Regions from separate parts of the Homo sapiens genome. Here region 2 is linked to region 1. Evidence: read pairs that join two places in POLR2A ChIA-PET (ENCODE). Cell type or tissue: GM12878. All regions are shown on one strand.

Region 1 (2,500 bases):
ACTGCTCTCTTTTGACTCTGTACTAGAGGCAACTATCAGTCTCACACTCAGCTTCAGCCCATGTTCCCTTCCTTGGGGAGTCCTGTGCATCATATCTGCTGAAAGAGTATGACAACAGTGTGTAGAGTTCTGACTTTTCTGTATGCACATGCAGATAGAATATAGAAGAGTGTACAGGTTCGGGAAGCTGAGCCAGGACCAGGCACTCTGATGGTTCCCTAAGTCCCACGTGAATTCCTAGAGATAGAAGCAGACAATCTAATTTTTTTTTCTTTTTCTTTTCTTTTTTTTTTTTTTTTTTTAGACAGAGTCTCACTCTGTCACCCAGGCTGGAGTGGTGCAGTGGTGCAATCCCGGCTCACTGCAACCTCCACCTCCCGGGTTCAAGCGATTCTTGTGCCTTAGCTTCCTGAGTAGCTGGGATTACAGGCATGCACCACCACACCTGGCTAATTTTTGGTTTGGGTTTTTTTTTTTTTTTTTTTTTTTTTTTTTGAGACAGGCTGGAGTGCAATGGTGTGATCTTGGCTCACTGCAACCTCTGCCTCCCGGGTTCAAGCAATTCTTCTGCCTCAGCCTCCCAAGTAGCTGGGATTACAGGCGCCCGCCACCACGCCTGGCTAATTTTTGTATTTTTAGTAGAGACAGGGCTCCACCAGGCTGGTCTCGAACTCCTGACTTCAGGTGATCGGCCAAAGTGCTGGGATTATACGTGTGAGCCCCTGCGCCCAGCCCACCCTAATTTTCAAATAGGAAGAGTTGAATACGATCCATCTGAGAATCCTGCCATCTTACACAGTGCCCCCAACACACACCCCACAAGGAACCTTTTTTGCAGAGCTGTTCCTAGCATTAATACACAATGAGAACTTTCCCAGAATTTTTTCTATCCTGCTTTGAATTCAGGAGGAGGGAAAAAAGGTAGCAGCAAATTGTGTTGCCATGTAGCAGTAGAATGAATAATGGATATGAGAACTTCTCCAGGACTAAAACCTGTCCCCCACATTAAGGTAAACCAGGTGCAGAGAGGAACAAGCCAACCACAGGAAGACACAATTAAGTGGTAGCTCAGGCCTCTGCCTCAAAAAAGGAGAGGGGAGGCTTAATTATAAAACCAAGTGAATGACATTTAAATAAGATTAAAAACAGGAAAGAGACAGCCTCCAGGAGAGCACAAACTAATATCTCCAAAGAATCAGGTCAGAGAAAGCTGTCTATTTGAGCAGCTTTTACATGCTATGAAGACAAACAGCAAAGACAACACTCACCCAGACTTGATTTTGTGACCTGGCATGGAGCTAGGTTTAGGTACCACAGAACCCAAATCAAAACCTGTTCATTAGGAGAGATGGATAATTTCACAGTGACTAATAAAAGAATAATATTACCATCTCAGTTGCTTAGGAGAGAAGTCAAGAAACTCAAAGGACACGATGAAAATAGCACTAGTGTAACAAGCTCATGCCACCAAAACCCTGGAAGCACTATAAACTCTAGCCAATTCCAGCATCTCTGGACAAAATCACCAATTACCCAGGGACATTGCCAGCAATCAGCAGGCTCACTGTCAATCAGCAGAGTGGTGCAGGAGAGAATCTGAAGCCAACACCTGCCAGTAGAATAATTTAAAAATACTCAGCCAGATGCGGTGGCTCAAGCCTGTAATCCTAACACTTTGGGAGGCCAAGGTAGGTGGATCACAAGGTCAGGAGTTCAAGACCAGCCCGGCCAACATGGTAAAAGCCCGTCTCTACTAAAAATACAAAAATTAGCCAGGCATGGTGGTGTGCGCCTGTATTCCCAGCTACTCGGGAGGCTGAGGCAGGAGAATTGCTTGAACCAGGGAGGCAGAGGTTACGGTGAGCTGGGATCGCGCCACGGCACTCCAGCCTGGGCTACAGAGCAAGACTCAGTCGTGGGGGGAGCAGGGGGCGGGGAACAACTCTAGGTGGCTTTTCAGAATACAGGCATCTGTCTGGATGCAAGCCTAAGCACTTCACTGACACAGAGGCCAAAGAATCAAACAAGAAAATGAAATGGCTCTGGCTGTATGCTATCAGCCTCTCCAGGTGAACACAGCACACAAGTCAGTATGTCAACAGCCTGCACTGACTAAAGGCTCCACATTCCTCTAAATGAGTCAGAAATAGAACAAATCCTTTCTTTAAACGGAAATCTGCTTCCATCCTTACCATTTTCCTTGCAGTCAATGTGTATCTGCTAAAAAAAAAAAATAAATAAGGTTCTCAACCATCTTCCATTCCCCATTTTCTTGCAGACAATGCAAACCTCACAATTAGCACCCAGCCTCTTCTTTTTCATGAAAATGAGTTTCCACATGAAAGTTCCCAGATCCTAGACTTTGGGAAATGTAGGGTCCCTGTGCAGCTGCCTCTAACCAAGCATGCTCAGGAGCCACTGCCTTCTTCTAGGGCCCTATACCACCTGCTCCTTTCCCCCCACCGTTTCCTAAAGGAGTGATAGCCAAAATCACCCTTTA
Region 2 (2,500 bases), 300 kb after region 1:
ATCACGAGGTCAGGAGATTGAGACCATCCTGGCGAACACGGTGAAACCCCGTCTCTACTAAAAAAATACAAAAAATTAGTCGGGCATGGTGGCAGGCGCCTGTAGTCCCAGCTACTCGGGAGGCTGAGGCAGGAGAATGGCCTGAACCTGGGAGGCGCAGCTTGCAGTGAGCCGAGATCGTGCCACTGCACTCCAGCCTGGGTGACAGAGCGATACTCTGTCTCAAAAAAAAAAACTAAGGTGGTCTTGAGGCCCAGTATAGGTACCCATATTAACTATAACATTGTTCTAGCTTCTTAGACCTTTTCTTTTGGGGATTCTCCAAGATTTGGATTCCTTCAGGGCCTAGCTTATTGAGTTGCTTCTAACTGATATTTATTGACTATCTGGTATGTGCCAGGCATTTTTCTTAGGTACTTAGGAAGTGGGTCTGTAATGGTAAACAATCAGTCAGACTTCCTGCCCTCATAGCCACTGGTTTGACAGGACTAATGACTCTAGCTGATCATTCCAAAGCTAACATTTTGTAGCCTCTACTTTATGCTATATGGTCCCTATCAGGCATGGAATGGATGACCATGAGTGAGAGCAATCTGCTGCCAGCTTTTCTTATTCCTGCTCTTTCCTTAAGGAACAAGCCAAAGAAATAAGTAAAAACAATAGCTCATATTTGCTTATTTGGCTTTCACATGTAAAGCTGTTATGGCCAGAGTTTAGCTATTCCCAAAGACATTGGTGGGTTGCATAGCGTAATTCTGGGGGATAGGATATTTCTTTACAGAGCTTACTGGGACAGCAGGTTATGGCGTGCTTGAGTTTAAGAGGGAGAAGCACGTGCCAGGAGAAAGTGGATGTGTCAGGAGTTTATTTAAGTATAGTTTATCCTGGACAAACACACCTGTAGGGTACTGTCTGTCTCAAGCTTTGTGAATTCAGAGTCTGAGCTAGGAGGTTTGAGTCCATCTAACCTCCAGAGGTTTGCAGAGAACATTTAAACAGAGTCTGGAAGCCAACTTGGGAGGAACTATGACTTAACACCTGTCTGGCCTGGGCCTCTTAGCAGTAGCCGCTTAGGTAGAAAAGAAACTGTTTGAGAATGCCTGATACCTCAAGTTTAATCTGTTTCATTTGGAAAATGGGGAGGTGTAGAGAAAAGAGATTTTAGTAGTCATTGTCAGGAAAAAGATTGAATAAGAGTATATTATATGTGCCAGGCATGGTGGCTCACACCTGTAATCCCAGCACTTTGGGAGGCTAAGGCGGGTGGATGACTTGAGGTCAGCAGTTCGAGACCAGCCTGGCCAACATGGTGAAACCCTGTCTCTACTAAAAATACAAAAATTAGCCAGGTGCGGTGGCGCATGCCTGTAGTCCCAGCTACTCAGGAGGCTGAAGCAGGTGAATTGCTTGAACCCAGGAGGTGAGATTGCAGTGAGCTGAGATCGTGCCACTGCACTCCAGCCTGGGTGGCAGATCAAGACTCCATCTCAACAACAACAACAACAACAACAACAAAAGCGAGTATGTTATATGAAAAAAATTTGCTGGAGTCCTATTGATTAAGTGCCTACTTTTATTTTTTCCTACAGGGGTCTATAGTTTAGGGAGTAAAGTAATATATCATTATTAATCAGCATGAGAAGAAGGTTGAATGGGTCATCAGCTTTTGTTCCACTTGGAATTGAGCTTGTGAATTGTTCAAGGCCTAAGTAGGAACTAAAAGAACCAAATGTGATAAAATTTGGCAGACAAATTTTGTGAAGGGCTGAGTGTTAGGAAAGGCAATGGGCACACTTAAAAGTATCCATTTCCTGTGCCCTGTTTTACTTTCTTGGTTTATAATATAAAACTATAGTTGAGTAATACATTAGAATGTGACTTGAATTTGAGTCAGACTGACTTTGGCACCTTAGAATCTCTGTAACTTGAGTGGCCACAGACTTGTAGACATTTCAGCACAGTTAGAGTGAATAAAGGTACTGTGATTCTTTTTTTCCCCAGGGACTATTCATATTAAAAGGGTAGCTCCAAGAGGCCTATATTTTGATGACTTGATTTTGCCATTTCTTTTTACTGGGGCCTTCCCCAGATGATTTATGAATGCTCTTCATTTGACACTTTTAAACCAAGAAGTTCTTCCAAACATTTGTTTGTACTCAAGGTTAGGAAATGAAGACTCTTGAGAAGAAACAGCTCTGCATAATCTGTCCTCTCATGGGTTCAGCTCTCTCTTTTTCTCTTCCTCATACCCAGGCACACTTAGCCATCAGAACTAGTTTCCTGGCTGTTGAGGGGGCACATTTTCTACTGCATGTATCAGAAAAGGAATTGTGTAAAAAGAGGGAAAAGCATTCTTAATAGTTTAGCTCTCAAAAACAGAGAAACCTAATTTCTTTGTAGCAAAGGTTAGGGGGCAGTGTAACAGTGTGGTTTGTGGTGGGTATCAAAGTTGCTGGTGTTTTTATTGCATTTGTCCTCTTTAGCACAGCTACCTCTTGAG

What was found. ChIA-PET counts read pairs that join two places held together with the same protein. Peaks named below come from ENCODE experiments on the same cell type or tissue, not always from the same donor. Only the 100,000 strongest peaks of a DNase experiment are listed, where the experiment ranks them.
Region 2: POLR2A ChIA-PET joins it to region 1 with 11 read pairs; 2 of 35 experiments call an interaction of 5 or more read pairs at or near these places.

The regions. Positions count from the first base shown.
Region 1 is chr10:101,965,820-101,968,319 of GRCh38, forward strand. All of the region lies in intron 20 of ARMH3 (armadillo like helical domain containing 3), which reads right to left. Among named protein-coding and RNA genes, the nearest start is that of ARMH3, 89 kb to the right of the region's middle. In GM12878, no CTCF peak of the experiment used is centred here; no DNase peak of the experiment used is centred here; H3K27ac peaks cover 2,042 bases.
Region 2 is chr10:102,266,015-102,268,514 of GRCh38, forward strand. All of the region lies in intron 3 of GBF1 (golgi brefeldin A resistant guanine nucleotide exchange factor 1), which reads left to right. Among named protein-coding and RNA genes, the nearest start is that of GBF1, 22 kb to the left of the region's middle. In GM12878, no CTCF peak of the experiment used is centred here; no DNase peak of the experiment used is centred here; H3K27ac peaks cover 206 bases.